4 separate regions of the Homo sapiens genome follow, and all the other regions are linked to region 1. The links are chromatin contacts, found by Hi-C or POLR2A ChIA-PET in ENCODE. All regions are on one chromosome and are shown on one strand. The core of a region is the stretch at or near the end of the contact, and the rest is flanking DNA. Distances in the headings are between cores, read along the strand shown. Region 1 holds the start of ZKSCAN8 (zinc finger with KRAB and SCAN domains 8). Region 2 has its middle 12 kb from the start of TRI-AAT5-2. Region 3 holds the start of ZNF391 (zinc finger protein 391). Region 4 holds the start of ZNF184 (zinc finger protein 184).

What was found. A loop is a pair of places that touch in the nucleus more often than their neighbours do. ChIA-PET counts read pairs that join two places held with the same protein, here RNA polymerase II (POLR2A). Pooled maps may share reads with other maps.
Region 2: a pooled map shows a loop between it and region 1 (3-fold over the local background). The contact joins the enhancer-like site here to the promoter of ZKSCAN8 in region 1. A Hi-C loop is called at or near these places in 2 of 168 maps with a recorded cell type or tissue (CD8-positive, alpha-beta T cell and naive thymus-derived CD4-positive, alpha-beta T cell), 1 of 37 single-sample maps with no recorded cell type and 16 of 50 pooled maps. POLR2A ChIA-PET finds 5 or more read pairs at or near these places in 3 of 52 experiments (GM12878, PC-9 and activated CD4-positive, alpha-beta memory T cell).
Region 3: a loop to region 1 is called in a map of B cell, with 8 times the contacts of the local background. The contact joins the promoter of ZNF391 here to the promoter of ZKSCAN8 in region 1. A Hi-C loop is called at or near these places in 1 of 168 maps with a recorded cell type or tissue (B cell) and 4 of 50 pooled maps. POLR2A ChIA-PET finds 5 or more read pairs at or near these places in 1 of 52 experiments (B cell).
Region 4: a loop to region 1 is called in a map of gastrocnemius medialis, with 5 times the contacts of the local background. The contact joins the promoter of ZNF184 here to the promoter of ZKSCAN8 in region 1. A Hi-C loop is called at or near these places in 3 of 168 maps with a recorded cell type or tissue (B cell, CD14-positive monocyte and gastrocnemius medialis), 1 of 37 single-sample maps with no recorded cell type and 27 of 50 pooled maps.

The regions. Positions count from the first base shown.
Region 1 is chr6:28,140,062-28,143,982 of GRCh38, reverse strand. ZKSCAN8 (zinc finger with KRAB and SCAN domains 8) reads right to left here and starts at 2,100. Exons shown (of 6, transcript NM_006298.4): 1 at 1,954-2,100. RefSeq lists enhancers at 1,839-1,958, 1,969-2,088.
Region 2 is chr6:27,187,270-27,191,190 of GRCh38, reverse strand. No RefSeq gene overlaps it. Among named protein-coding and RNA genes, the nearest start is that of TRI-AAT5-2, 12 kb to the right of the region's middle. RefSeq lists an enhancer at 2,189-2,754 and a cis regulatory region at 1,963-2,849. Within about 2 kb of position 2,215, at least 34 of the 41 ENCODE cell types and tissues checked have a DNase peak (open chromatin) inside an H3K27ac peak, as active enhancers do; they include CD8-positive, alpha-beta T cell, GM12878 and PC-9, where a contact is called at or near this core.
Region 3 is chr6:27,386,892-27,390,812 of GRCh38, reverse strand. It overlaps ZNF391 (zinc finger protein 391), which reads right to left and starts at 2,054. Exons shown (of 3, transcript NM_001076781.3): 1 at 1,738-2,054.
Region 4 is chr6:27,471,157-27,475,077 of GRCh38, reverse strand. It overlaps ZNF184 (zinc finger protein 184), which reads left to right and starts at 1,973. Exons shown (of 6, transcript NM_001318891.2): 1 at 1,973-2,349; 2 at 2,645-2,790. The coding sequence starts at 2,784. LOC105375001 (a long non-coding RNA gene) reads right to left here and starts at 1,954. Exons shown (of 2, transcript XR_926664.4): 1 at 1,769-1,954. RefSeq lists enhancers at 1,962-2,121, 2,182-2,281, 2,302-2,391, 2,722-2,851.

The DNA of each region.
Region 1 (3,921 bases), core at 851-3,350:
GATTTGGGGGAAGAGTGAATTTGAGGAAGATGCTGAGATTTTGTTGAGAAAGGGTAATCAATTTGGTTTTGACAATTTGTTTTTGTTTGAATAAATTATCTATAATTTTAAGATAATTTATTTTAAAATGGTCTTAGCTAATTTTAAAATAATTTAATTTTTCAAATCAAAACAAACTCTTAAATTTTCTTAAAATAGCTACTTATGGTTTAATGTTAAAAACTTAAAGGTCAATACATGGGACATAAATTCTGTTTAGAATGTGATGTTATATAGTGGTAGTCTTACCATGTTTTCTTATAAATTTCCTTAAAGCCAAGGTTCATTTTTAACTACTGAACAACTGGCCATCTATTACTGAGCAATCCTCATCCATAATGGCTATAAAATATTATTATTATTATTTAGGGACAGGGTCTCACTATGTTGCTCAGGCTTGAGTGCAGAGTCTATTCACAGGTGCAATCCCACTACTTACCAGTACAGGAGGCTATAAAATATTTTAATGTGAAGTGCGCAGCATTCAAGAACTTTATATTGTTGATGTGGTATTAAAAAGTCTCAATAACAACACTGATGAAAACCAGCTAATTATCAGGTTTGTTCATTTTTTATACCAAATCAGCCAACAGGTCTTGCCCATTGCTCATCTTGATTATTCTATTTAGTGGCTAATTTTCCATTTTTTTAAGTCTCTTCCCTCTCTGATCAGCTGGTTTTTGAGAATTACAACCTATAAATAACTGAGTGCAAAATTACTCCAGTATGTACCTTCCTCTCAGTTTTGTGCGTACATGTCTGTATTAAGTTGGTGAGCACTTTGTGGATACAGACTGATTTTTACATAGTCTCCTTAAAGAACACCTAGTCAAGTTTACATGAGTTTAAAAGGCAATCTTTAAAGCTTCCTCTGGATTTTAAATACTGTAATCCTGTGAGATGCTGAAGGCACAACTCAATTTTAACAGTATTATTTTTTCAATAGTTGTGGAAGGAATGTATTCTTCCTTCAGACTATGTCTAATTTGAGAAATGTTTGGGAACTGAAAACAAAACAAAAAAGACATTTTCCAGGATTTAAAATCCAAGAAAAAGTAGGTGAAGCCAATACTATGCTTTGTTATCTCAAATTGCATTAGCTGAAAGTTTTAATTAACATCTATCACATTTTACATTTAAACAACAGAAATTCAAAACATGTATGTATTTGCTAAAACAATGATTGCTACGTAAATATACTCAACGGAACTAACAAACAACAGAAATATGTTTTTAAAGGTGGTGGTGGCAGTCAAAGTAGCCTGACAAAAATTACTCATGACTAACCAGAGTTTTGGAAATGGGGCCCTCCCAGAGTTCCTCGTTGGCTAACTTCAGTTTGCTTTAACAAATGAAATAGGCATTCTGATAATGTTGAATTCTGAATTACCCTGAAATTAAAAAAAAAAAAAAACTTTCGTACAATTATCTAGTCAACACACCACCAGTTTCTGAATACACTAAAGAAAGAAGAGTAACAGCAAAAATTGGTTTCCATGGATAAACGGGGCTTCCAAAAGCAAAATATGTCTTTTTTAAAAACTGAGAATTTTGTTGTGACCTAAACGCAAAAGAGCGCTAAGTGAAAACAATTCAGACTCTGGAAATAGTTGGATAAAAAATAACATGGGGGGGGCGTTCCCCATTTTAAGATAAACAAGATCGACTACAAAAACATACCACAACACGATTATCTATGAAGAAAGCTTCATAAAAGGTTCCCTCGCAAAAAGTTCAAGGGCAATTCGTGGGGACGTACTCTGCCTGCAACAGCAACTAAGGCGTCAGAATCGGTCCGCGGCGCCGAACACCGCACAGGCCCCTCTCCGGACCCCTCAGGCCAGTCCTCAGCTGCGGCCTGGACCAGCCACAAAGCACCCACTTTCCTCCGGCCCAGAGCCCGACCGTACTCACTGTGAGTTGCAGAGGCGCCCCGTCGTGGGGAAGGGAGGCTGCAACGGATAAACAGACTCGAAGGAAGGTCGGGGAGTAAAGGCGATGAAAGCTGTACTCGGACCAGGCCCCTCCGGCCACTAACTTCTAAATCTGCGGAGGCACAACACCGGCCAGCACGCATCTTGCCCCAAAGGCACTTCCGGAAGCTCTCTAGGAGTCCTGGAGGTCTACAAGCTCTATGGTCGGCCGACTGAGGGTACCGGAGTACCACGCCCCTCACCTGCTGTGTGCTGTGCCTCGGGTTCCTCCCGCGTCTGCGTGCCTCAGGCTTGCGCTGTCGCTGGGGCAGTGAACGTGCTGGGGAATAACGGACCTTGGTGTCCCCTCCGCCTTGTGTGCCCATGCAGCTCCGCGCGCTCGCTGTCAATAGTAACGGTCCCCTGGGGGTAGATATCGGACGTGGGGAGGCTGGAGCTGTGAATAGGAGGCTGGGAAAGTGTTGGAGGAGGGAGCACTTCATGGATCCTTAGGATTCCAACTGGATTCGCGTTTGGCTCCGTTACATACCCTGTACTTTACTGTTCTCGATTCATAAACATATCCAGACCTCTCACATAGAGTACAAACTTCATGAGGAATTCCTGCTAATCACAGTTCATAGTTTTGTGAAATCCCTATGGCATGGCACTTAGGAATAGCATATTTTATTAAGTATTCAAAAAAATCGTAATTAAATATATATTCTTTTTGGATCTTTACATATTTCCCACTCTTTCCTATCTTAATGAATTTCTATCGCTTACAGCATCTGCTTTGCTGCTTAGCTGTTTTAATGCTAAACCTATGATGTAAGCTTGAAGAGTAGACCCTAGGTTTAATACCACAAGATATGGGGAACAAATCTATGTTCATTCTTTCTTTGTTAGTCTTTTTTTCTTTTTTTGCCTTTTTTTTTTTTTTTTGAGACAGGGTCTCTATTGCAGAGTGTAGTGGTGTGATCATAGCTCACGGCAGACTCAACCTTCTGGGCTCAAGCAGTCTTCCCACCTTAGCCCCCCAAGTAGCTGGGACTACAGGTGTGCACCACCCTCAGCTTAAAAAAGAAAATTTGTAGAAACGGGGTGGCGGGGCGGGGCGGGGGTCTCACTATGTTGCCCAGGCTGGTCTTGAACTCCTGGGCTCAAGTGATCCTCCTGCCTCAGTCTCCCAAAGTCCTCGGATTACAGGCATGAGACACCACCCTGGCCCTGTGTTCATTCTTTACAGACCTGTTGCATTAGAGCTTTTTAACTTTTGAGACTAATAGGATTTCAGGGGTGGAGGTTGTGGCAAGTGTTATTTTTTGTTGTTTAAGTCTCATGTATTTATTTCCTTCAGCACCTTTCCCAACCACCTATTATTGAGTTCTCAGGGCTCCTCCAATTTTCACCTTAATTTCCCTCTTTATCTGCTCCTGCTGGTAGCCACCACCAACATTTCTATCCCTTCCCAATTACTAACTCCCCAATATTTTGCGTACTGACAAAGTCGTTTTGATTTAAGGGTTTTGTCATCTAATTATCACATGAAAACAAGTAAATAATAGTAAACACTGGGAAGCTACAGTGCTTCTGGACTCCTTCAAAGTAATTATTTTTGCTTTTTATTTCACAGCTGTTGCTTTCCACCTGGGATGGTAACTGGAAGTAACTGGTGACAGACTAGAACTCTACTTTCAGTTTCTTTTTTCACATTTTAAAAGTAACTTTTTTGGCTGAGCGCGGTGGCTCATGCCTGTAATCCCAGCACTTTGTGAAGCCGCGGGAGGATCACCTGAGCTCAGGAGTTTGAGACCAGCCTGGCCAACATGGCAAAAACCCATCTCTGCAAAAAATACAAAAATTAGCCAGGCATGGTAGTGGGCTCCTGTAGTCCCAGCTACTCCAGAGGCTGAGGCGGGAGAATCGCATGAGCCTGGGAGGCAGAAGCTGCAGTGAGCTGAGATCC
Region 2 (3,921 bases), core at 966-3,465, 950 kb after region 1:
TCATGATCTGCCCGCCTTGGGCTCCCAAAGTGCTGGTATTACAGGCATGAGCCGCCGCGCCCAGCCGATTTTTTTTCCCTTTTTCCACTTTTTTTTTTTTTTTTTGAGATGGAGTCTTGCTGTGTCGTCCAGGCTGGAGCGCAGTGGCGCGATCTTGGCTCACTGCAAGCTCTGCCTCCCGGGTTCACGCCATTCCCCTGCCTCAGCCTCCTGAGTAGCTGGGACTACAGGCGCCCGCCACCGCGCCCGGCTAATTTTTTGTACTTTTAGTAGAGACGGGGTTTCACCGTGGTCTCGATCTCCTGACCTCGTGATCCACCCACCTCGGCCTCCCAAAGTGCTGGGATTACAGGCGTGAGCCACCGCTCCCGGCCTCTACTTCGTTTTTTTCACAGTCTTTTTTTTTTTTTTTTGCATCTTGTTTTGATTTTTGTCTCTTTTAGTCTTTTTTCTTTACTTTTTTCTTTTATTTTTTTAATGTGTAATAATTAGATGAATGTTGGTAACAATGGATATATGTACATATCTTAGTTTCCAAAATTTAGGGATGTGTTTAACATCTGTTTGCCACAATGGATTAGGTTCTAATCCTCTAGGGTTAACACCTGTTGAAGGAGGGGACGTGCTTGTGAGCTGGTAATCTGGGCATTGTAGGATAATTTGCTTAGCCAGCCTCTGTGTAAGTTGAAATTATTTAGATAAGTTTTTCAATTTTGGTGGGAAAATTGATGTGATTGGGTGACTTGGTCAAGCAGTGATGTCATAACCTGAAGGTCTGCTTGATTATTGCCGTAAGCCAATGGGCCAGGCAGAGAGCTGTGAGCTCGAATGTGTGTAATAAAAATAGGATGTGTATCTTGGTTTAGCAATTGCTGAAGTTGAAGAAAAAGAACACACAGACTGGGCTCCAGAGCGAACTTAAGGCTGTAAAAGTTCTTTAATAATTAAACAGAATAACCTTAGCTTTTTGAATGTTAGTAAATTCAGATCGAGTGATTGGATTATGTGGTCTCCACCAGACTGTCGCTTTTTTTAATGTTTACTAGACCCACCAGTAAAAACAGTCACAGCTCCTTCCAAAGGAGCATCACAAGGAATTTTTGGAAGAACCCATGTAGTTAATTTTAAAAACTGGAAAATTTTATTTTTAGGATAATGATTATCAATACATTCAACAAATTCTGTTAAATTAACTTGCCATGTAACTGAGTTAATAAATGCCTGTTTTACCTGATTTTTATTTATTGGAATTATAATCTTATTGGGCTCAGTGCCACAAAGTTTAACAATTCGTGACGAGCCTGTCCAATTAGAATTGCCATCTGATCTAAATATACTGTGAGTGTTTTTATGGTATTATGTGGCAAAAAAAGACCATTTAACTAAATCATTATTTTGAACAGTAACCCCCATTGGGGAATGTGAAGTAGGGAACACAATGAATTGTAAAGGCGAGTCTGAGTCAATCTTACTGACCTGGGCTTGTTGAATTTTTGTCTTCAATTACTTTTAACTCTTTTATGGCCTCGGTGTTAGTTCTCTGTTACTTTGTAAGTTGGAATTTCCCCTCAATATTGAGAAGAGATTAGACATAGCATAAGTAGGAATTCCTAAGGTGGGCCGAATCCAATTAATATCTCCTAACAATTTTTGAAAATCATTTAAGGTTTTTAAATAATCTTTTTAAATTTGAACCTTTTGAGGCTTAATGGCTGTATCCTGTACTTGCATCCCCAAATACTGAAAAGGAGTGGTTGTTTGAATTTTGTCAGGTGCTATACGCAATTCAGCGTTTGTAATTGCCTTTTGTAAAGATGAATAACATTGAATAGGTTGATCTCTATTTTTTGCTGCACACATCTGGAAATTGATCTCTAACAGGCTGGATAGTTCTGCCTACAAAAGTTTGACAGATTGTGGGACTGTTTAACATACCCCGGAGTAAAACCTTCTAATGATATCTGGCTGCAGGTTCTTTGTTTTTAATGGCAGGGACAGTAAAGGCAAATTTTTCGAAATCTGCCTCTGCTAAAAGAATTGTAAAACAAGGCAGTCTTTTAAATCTATAATAATGAGCAGCCAGTCTTTAAGGAGCATAGTGGGGGATGGGAGCCCAGGTTGTAAGGCTCCCATCGGTTGAATTACAGCGTTGGCCACTCGCAAGTCGGTCAGCATGTGCCATCTACCGGACTTTTTCTTAATTACAACTATTGGGGAATTCTAAGGAGAGAAAGTGGGTGAAATATATCCTTTTTCTAGTAGTTCTTTAACTATTTCATAAAGCGCCCCCAATTTTTCCTTAGGCCACTGTTCGACCCAGACAGGGCGCTGGGTCATCCATTTTAAGGGAAATTGCTCCTTCACTGTAATGAACTGCAGGGCGAACCTGAATTACCCCCTCTCCATAATGAACTGCGGGTCGGGCAATAATGAGCGCGGCCAGCCGAGTCTCGGCAGCGGAGTCTCAGGCTCCCTCCGCCTGCACTCACTCGGCTGAGGAGGAGGTGGCCATTCCGGACATTCCTCTTGAGGAACCCTGAGCTGAATGAGTTTCTGAATAGGTTTAGGAAGACTGGGGGGATTGGCATAAATTACTTCCGGACTCTCCTTTTGGCTAGTACTCGGTAGAGGCGTTTCAGAGTCCTGATTATCAAACTCCTCCTTCTCCTCCTCTGACTCAGCCTCATCATTTGTCTGAAATGGCTCCAGTGCGGCACGCACCAATGACCAAACTGACCAAACAGGCAAACGAATTTCCTTTCCTTCTCTACGTGCTTTTTAAAGGTCCTTTCCAACTCTTTCCCAATCTCTTAATTTCAAAGTTCCCTGTTCAGGGAACCAAGGGCAAAATTGTTCTACAGCATGAAATTAATTCATACGATTTTTTGTACCAACTTTTACGCCATCACGCTTCAACAGCCGCCCTAGCAAGCTCAAATACGTGGTGTACTTACTTTCAGTTTTCCCCATTGTGTCCCTGGCTTTCTCCAAGTGCCCTGCTTACCTGCAGAGCTTAAAAACTTTTTCGTCCTCGGGAGTCCTTCGTCCATCAGCCCTCCGTTTCACACGCTCGAGCATTCCTTCATCAGATTCTTTCGAGCCCCACGTTGGGCACCAGAATGTTGGGGACCAGCCTCAATACCACCCTTAGGGTACCTAAAGTCCGGTGGCGACAAAGGAATGAGAAGAGACAGGTTAAGAGTGTATAAAGAGTGGGGGCCAGGGGGCCAATTGCAAAATGGAGGCTGCAAAAGGCGCCCAGCTCTGGTCTCCACACTATTTATTGAGTACAATCACTTAGATCCAAAAAGCAGACATTTAGGGCGAAATGGTGAAAGGGAGGCAGCGTGTTACAGGCGTAATCTATAGCAATAGCGGTTTAAATGAATCTCCTTTGTGCCCAAACAGCGTATCTTTAACTTATTGGAGAGTAGCTAGTGGGAGCGGGCTTAACTAGGAGCCTGCACGTCTGTCTACATTCCAACGCTTCAAAGGAGTGTCTTTCTTCTTGAACACAGTGTTTATAGATAAGAGAGCAGGTTGCACTCAGAGCATGGGAACATAATGGCGATAAGAAGGCTTTCCTCTTCAGAGGCCTCTTGTGGCTTTCCACAACTTACTCTCCCATATTTTTATTGCCAGTTTATGGCCCCATAAGCCTTTTTCCCAATGTATCTTCAAGAGAATGTCCAGCAACCCAAACAGCTGACACCCTGTTGGGTCAGCAGAGCTCAATCTCTCAGGGTTTGGAAAGCTGCAGGAGGGGCAGTAAAGCACAAAGAGAAGAGAAGGTACCACCGAGAAGTACTGTAGTAAAAAAATAATTTTGGTTTTACCATTCATCTTCCATCAAATTTCTACTAGTCAACAAAGCAAATAAAGACAACTACTATTTCACATGGTAGATGCAGAAACAGAGTT
Region 3 (3,921 bases), core at 805-3,304, 750 kb after region 1:
ATTTACAATAAAGAATATCATATATAGTATAAGGGAGATGATGCTATTGCTGTGCTCATCTCACATCAATGAATTTGAAAACTGTGATGGTGTATGTTTAAGGAAAGATGCTGTCAGAGGATTTATGAGTCTCCCTTCAGCAGCTGCTGCTCTAGAGCATGGAGAGATGCATTCTTTTTCCTGGCTTTGGAGGATGTATGTAAGATGGGAAAAGGAAGTCTAGCGGATGTGACAAAAGTTTCAGGGATAGCCCCCAAACATATTTCAGAGATGCTAGGAGGTTAGGGCTATACCTTTATCCAGAGTCCATCCAAGGGATTCCTCCACCATAATGTGGAAAGTTGCCTCTCCTTTTCTCCTTTCTTCCTCATACTTTCATTATTTGAGTCACCTTACTGCTCTCTGGATACTGTATCCCTACAAAATCATTATTCTCTTAAGTGGTCACAACATGCTGCAGCCCTAGCCAACCTGGTGGTTTGCTATTCCTTTATGTGACTCAAACTTTTTAGCACTAACAGCGCTGGCCACCACAGTTACCCTAATTATCTAAAATTCTTTTGACATTGCTTGTCTCTCCTATAATCAATTCCTGATCCAGGGATAATTCTCCTTTATTTTCTACCCCCTTCAGAAGGAAGAAGGTTTTGAAGGGTCAGGAATAGGGCTTCTCTGGGTGCTTTGTTTTGTGGCACTAGGTTGATTGCTTCCTGGAGCCTTTGCCAATCCACAAAGCAATCAGCAGAACTGCCTGGGCAGCCTCAGTTTAATCACAGAATAGAGAAAATCTTGTCCTACCAAAGGTGATCTTCAGGTAACAATGTTCCCAGATATTGGCTCAAAGCACAAACTCACACATAAAGCACAAACTCAATGATCCACAGTAACTGTCAATACACCCACAACAAATAATTAACAACTACTTTATTCAAGTACCAACCTTCATCATCAGAAACATAAACTAAGGACTGGCACTCAAGCAAGTACTTCTCTTTTTTGGGGGGGAGGGGCGCGGAGTTTCACTCTTGTTGCCTACGCTGGAGTGCAGTGGCGTGGTCTCTGCTCGCTCCAACCTCTGCCTCCCGGGTACAAGTGATTCTCCTGCCTCAGCCTCCCGAGTAGCAGGGATTACAGGCGCGCGCCACCACTCCCACCTAATTTTTGTATTTTTAGTAGAGAACGGGTTTCACCGTATTGGCCAGGCTGGTCTCGACCTCAGGTGATCCGCCCGCCTTGGCCTCCCAAAGTGCTGGGATTACAGGCGTGAGCCACTGCGCCCGGCCAAGCAAGTACTTCATCTCTGTGTGCCTCAATTTCCTTATCTGTAACATGGGCATAATAATAGTACATTACTTCATAGGGTTGATGCAAGGATTAAATGAGTTAATGCAGGTAAAAACTCTTGGAGCAGTGCCTGCACTCAGTAAGCACCTGGGAAACACCCCAGTACCGAAGACCTCCCTCGCCCAGCTAGAGGGGAAGCAGGGAGCAACCCTGCTCTTTTTCATCTCCCAGGGATACACCCGGGGAAAACCACTGGCTGTCACTGCCGCAGAGGGACTAGGCTGGCCCGCCAGTGAGACGAGCGCTGGGGGCTTCATGACCCCACGCCACGCGGCGTCCCAACCGTGGAGGTGCCTCCTGACCCGACCTGCAGCCAAACCACACGCGACCCTTTCGCCCGTTTCCTTCGAAGAACCCGTGTTTCCGCTTTCCAGAACCTCTAAGAGCACCCACCTTGGTCCCGGGGCCCTGTAAGCCTCACTCACCGGCCGCCTCCGGCCGAGTACCCCCGACACACCCCGGGCGGGTCCCGCACTTGGAGCGGAACCTGAGTGCGCTGGGCTTGGGGAAGTCGGAAGGATTAAAGAGAAACCCATGCGTCGAACCGCTGCTCCAACGCCCATCAGGTTCCCTAAGATCACAGGCACTCTTCCACTCAGACTGCTGCTGATCATGCTCTGCTCGGTATGCGGGACCAGTCATTGTCTGGGCAGTCGCCTGGACCTAAGTCTCCTGACGCGGACGACCAGTTGCAAAACAGAGACCACACTGAGACTGAGCAACGTATCAGCAGCGGTCGCAGCTCTGCGCTTGCGCCTGAGAGCCAGCTACAGCAGGGCTGTGCTGGGATTCACTTTCGTGGAAGGTTTTGCAAAGCCCCTCCCCTGGTATGCGAGAGGCTGAGAGGTTGGCGCTAGAGGCAAGAGGAAGGGGGTCTGCGAGAGGTGCCGAAGACCACCTTAATACACTGCAAAGTATAGCCTAGACCGGTGGTTCACAGAGTTTTAAATAGCGTACACAAATAAATCACCAAGTGAGCTTGTTAAAATACAGCTTCACAAGATTTACACTCCGAGATTGACTCGTTGGCCCGGAACATTGCATTTTCAAGGGGCACCCCAGATGATTCTGATGCAAGTGGTCTCTCCAGCCTGTCTGGAGAAACTGGCTCCGTTGCACAATCTAGTTGCTTAAATACTGTTAAATGCAAGACATGTCTCAAATTTCACCAAAAGAAAAAAATGAATAAAATCAGGACACTACCCTAATCTAGTAGATTTTTTAAAATTCCAGATAATTTTAATATAAGGTAATGAAGTTGCACAATGTGCCCTGGGAGTTCAGAGCAGGGGAAACTTATGGAACGAGGGACACTGGAGTGGTTTGACTAATGGAAGATTTAATGGAAAACATAAAGGAGGGCAACCTTACAAATAGTTGAGGAACTAGAAGAGTGGAAAGCATGTGCAAAACTGCAGGTCTGATACATGACAGCTGTGCACAAGTACCATAGAAACATCAAGTAAGTATAAAGCATGAGCCATGAAGTACAAAGGAGCAGGATCCAAATTATAAAGCTGGAAAGAATTAGATAAAGTCTAATTTTATCATTTCCTATTTTTAAAAATTAAAAACACTTTCAAACTGTGGTAAACTATGCACAACATTAAAGTTACCATTTTAAAGTCATACAGTAAAGTTTTTAGCGTATTCACAACAGCACCGTCACTATCTAATTCTAGAACATTTTCGTCATCCCTAAAGATGCCCATTGAGCAGTCTCTATTCCCTGCTCCCCACAGTCCCTGGTAACCTTTATTTTACACTATGTTTCTATGAATTTGCCTGTTCTAGATATGCCATATAAGTAAAATAATACAATATTTGTCTATTTATGTCTGGATTATTTTTAATTAGCATAAAGTTTTCAAGGTTCATTCATACTGCAGCATGTATCCTTCATGCCTTTTAATGGCTAAATAATATTCCTTCGTGTATATGTGTGTGTTTATACACAAACAGTGTATAAATATACATACATAATATTTTGTTTATCCATTAATCTCTTGTTGAACACTTGGGTGGTTCCTGCCTTTTGGCCATTGTGAATAATGCTGCTGTGAACATTGGTGTACAAGTATCTGAGTCACTGTTTTCAATTCTTTGGGTATACACCTAGGCATTGAATTGCTATATCATATGGTAACTCTGCAATCAGCTTTCTAGAGGAACCATCAAACTGTTTTCCATAATGGCTGCATCGTTTTACATTCCCATCAGCAGTGCAGGAGGGTTCTAGTTCTCCACATCTTTGCTAACACTTGTTAACTTCTGTTTTGTTGTAGTTGTAGTATTATAACCATCATAATGGGTATAAGCTTTATCTCATTGTGGCTTTAATTTGCATTTCCCTAATGGCTAGTGATGTTGAGCATCTTGTCATGTACTTATTTGTGTGTCTTCTTTGGAGAAATGTCTGTTCAAATCCTTTGCCTATTTTTGAATTAGGTTTTGTTGTGTTGCATGAGTTTTTGTATATTCCAGATATTCTTCTTCAGATATGATTTGCAAATATTTTCTCCCAGTCTGTGAAGTTTTTCTCTCTTTTGATAGTGTCCTTTGATGCATAAAACTTTT
Region 4 (3,921 bases), core at 724-3,223, 670 kb after region 1:
TGCTATAAACATTCTTGGGCACGTTTTGTGTGGACATACATTTTCAACTCCTTTGCATAAATACCAAGGAACACAATTACTAGATCATATGGTAAGAGTATGTTTAGTTTTGTAAGAAATTGTCAAACTGTCCTCCAACGTAACTCTAATATTTTGCATTCCCACCAGCAATGAATGAAAGTTCCTGTGCTCCACATCCTTGTCAGCATTTGGTATTGTCAGGGTTCTGGATTTTGGCCATTTTGACAGGTGTATAGTGGCATCCCATTGTTTTAATTTGCATTTCACTGAGGACATATGTGGAGCATCTTTTCATATGCTTATTTTCCATCTGCATATCTTCTTTGGTGACATCTGTTAGGGTCTTTGGCCTATTTTTTTAATCGGTTTGTCTCCTTATTGTTGAGTTTTAAGAGTTCTTATATATTTTGGATATCAGTTCTTTATCAGATATGTACTTTGCAAGTATTTTCTCCCAGTCTGTGACTTGTCTTTTCATTCTCTTGAACATTTTTTTTTAAACCAATGTTCTCTTCATGGCAATATATGCATTCTCTAAGATGACCGAAGCTTTCTCTATCATGTTCCCTTGACTGTAATTGTTTTTCATACACTCTGTTAGGATTTCCAGGTTTAATGTTTGTCAGCCAACAGTCTGAGAGACTTGACCTTGGCCCCTTATCCAAATGCTGGGGATGCACGCCAGCATAATAAAATGCAAGTGCCATGTCTTAAATATAAAAACCTACCGATTTGTTGGATTCTTTTTTTCTGCCAAGGACACAGTGACAGACTGGCCATGGGCTACACTTGCAGCTATGTGCTCGCTGACACAGGCATATAAAATGCTTTACTAAGTGGCAAAACATGGGAATATTATCTCCGGGTTTCCTTAAGCATTAGAAAAACATGTTGGGGCCGGGCGCAGTGGCTCACGCCTGCAATCCCAGCACTTTGGGAGGCCGAGGCGGGCGGATCACTTGAGGTCAGGAGTTCGAGACCAGCCTGGCCAACATGGTGACCCCCTCGTCTCTACTAAAAATACAAAAATTAGCCGGGGATGGTGGTGCATGCCTGTAATCCCAGCTACTCGGGAGGCTGAGGCAGGAGAATCGCTTGAACCCGGGAGGTGGAGGTTGCAGCGAGCCGAGATCGCGCCATTGCACTCCAGCCTGAGCAACAGAGCTAGATTCCGTCTCAAAAAAAAAAAAAAAAAAAAAAAAGTTGGTCGCCACTCATTTGAGAGTCGTGAAAACAATTTTAATGGGTAACTACCAGTATTTTCAAAACGACAAAAGAGTAGAACAGAAAATAGAAGGTAGAACATGTAATAAAGGTAACGATTGTTTGCGTTTTAAAACTGTGTGTAGACGTGTATTTCTTTTTTTTCTTTTCTTTCTTTCTTTTTTTTTTTTTTGTTGTTTTGTTTTTTTGAGACGGAGTCTCGCTCTGCCGCCCAGGCTGGAGTGCAGTGGCGCGATCTCGGCTGACTGCAACCTCTTCCTCCCGGGTTCAAGCGATTCTTCTGCCTCTGCCTCCTGAGTAGCTACAGGCGCGCGCCACCACGCCCGGCTAATTTTTGTATTTTTAGTAGAGACGGGGTGTCACCATATTGGCCAGGCTGAGTCTCGAACTCCTGACCTAGTGATCCACCCACCTCGGCCTCCCAAAGTGCTCAGATTACAGACGTGAGCCACTGCGCTCGGTCAGTAGACGTGCATTTCTTATAATCAGTTCAGTCAGACAAGTTTACAATGCACACGCATACCTGAAACAGGAGCAAAAGACTGGCGGCGAAAATGTGCGGCCCATCGCAGGGCGAAAGTACACGTTAGCTAAAGCCTCTGGGAAATGAAGTTCAGGAACACCTTCGCGGAGTGTTCTGGGAACGCTGGTCCAGTGTGCCCGCCCGGCGCCGGCGTGCGGGGCGGGGCTCGCTCGTAACGACCGGAAGTGACCGTTGAAGCCGGTTGTAGGCGTGGAAAGAGGTTGGCGCGCTGGAAGTCCAGTTGCTTCGGCTCCCTGCGTTAGGTCTGGTGGCGGTCAATGCGCTTCCGGACCCGGGATCAGAGTGTGTGGATCGCTATAGGGGGAGGGGAGCTCAGGTATCACCATGGCAACAGCCAGCCCTCCGGACTCGTGACGTCACCCTTCTGATTTCGCGCTTAGAGGCCTCTGCAGGAGAAAGCTGGGGAGTCCTCGAAGGGGGCGCACCTCGCCTCCTTCTGTGCGGGGCGGTCCCGCCCTGATCCCTTGGAGGGCTTTGTTCTTTTGTTCTGGCCTAAGGGGAAGTCGGGTGCCGGGCCCCGCCCTGTTTGTCCACCTTCCAGCTTTAACGCTCTGCAACAGGTGTGTCTTCGTGTTATCCGAGCTCGCAGGGGTGTGAGTCACAAGTGTGCACAGAGGGAACACACCAGGTCTGTGGATGCCCCGGCCAGATTCTAGGGTGGGCACCAAGGGTTTTTTGGATCTGAAGCAGAACCCGCGTACCCGATCTCCACTCTGTTTTGTTCATCGGAGTGCCACACACCTCTCTAGTGCTCTCTTGGGGCACTTCTCTTGTGTAGCACCTCTTGGTCACTTTGCAAGACTCTGATGTGTGATTGTGTGACGTATGCTGCTGACGCCATCCTGTGTCTTTTAGGGTAGACAACCTCAGCGTGTTGCAGATTCCCTGCAAGGGGAGTTAGACATCTGAGTCCTAGACCGAGATACCAGCTGAAGGAACGCTGCCTGGCGAACCCTGGTGTTCAAGTTCCAGAGGAACGGGATGAGCTCCTGAGATGGAAGGTAGTGGGGTCGACTTGGGGGAGAGCGGGGTGATGGAGGCTTGAGAACAGTCATGACTGGAGTATCAAATACTTGAGATCAGAGCAGGAGATTTGGAAGGAAGGAACGGTATGCTTAGGGATTAGCAAAGAAACCGAATTACATTGTAGGGAGAGATTCTGTTTTATAGAGAGATACTTGGGAGAGGAGTTTATTTTTTTCTTTCGTTCCATTGGGGAATGAAAAGACATAATCATTCAGAATATCTGTGATCCCCACATGACTTCTGAATATTAAATATTAAAATTATAATCTTGAAGTCAGAAGACATCTTGGCAATTATCCCTTCAATGAAAGAGTCAGTTTTGAAATCTCCTTGGCAGACGGCTGTCTGTCAACCCTATGCCCGAACTAGTGTGGCATTAAACTCGCCATTTTGGGTGCAGACTATTCCCTTGTTGGCTTTCTTTTTTAGTTTCTTATATTAAACAGATGTACTTGTCCCTGTAACTTTTGTGTTGATCTTAGTTCTTAGTCCTCCAAAGAAAAGGAAACTGTCTGTTCTTTCTTTCACACTGCTGCCCTTAAGATATGTGAATTCAGCTGTTACAACTCCTCCTCATAAATTCTTTTCTAAGCAATATAGCCTCACTTCTTTTGATTGGTCTATGTGATGTATCTAGACCTTTCTCTGAAAACTCTCCTGCTTGTCAGCATTTTTCTTAAAATGCAGTGCCTAATGGTAAACATAGCTCTTTGGATGTGCTTTGAAAAGTACCTGAGAGGATAATGTACTACTTCCTTTGACTCGGATTATACTTCCGCTGTTTGGCATTAGATCACATTTGCTTTAAAAACTATCAGTGATGTACTGTAAACTTTAGATCTTTTTTACATAAACTGCAGTGATCTAGATTTACACCATTTTTGTGTAATGGAATTATTATTATCCTTAATGTCATGACTTACATTTATGACTGTTCAATTTTTTGGTCACATGTTTTAGGCTTTCAGAATGATTATGAATCCTAATTTAGTTATTCAGTGCCTTAACTGTCCTTTCTAACTTAATGCCACTAGCGGATTTGATGAATATTCCTTCTATTTCTTCCTACCTGTCATTGAACAGATCAGGGTAAGGATAGAGGCTTA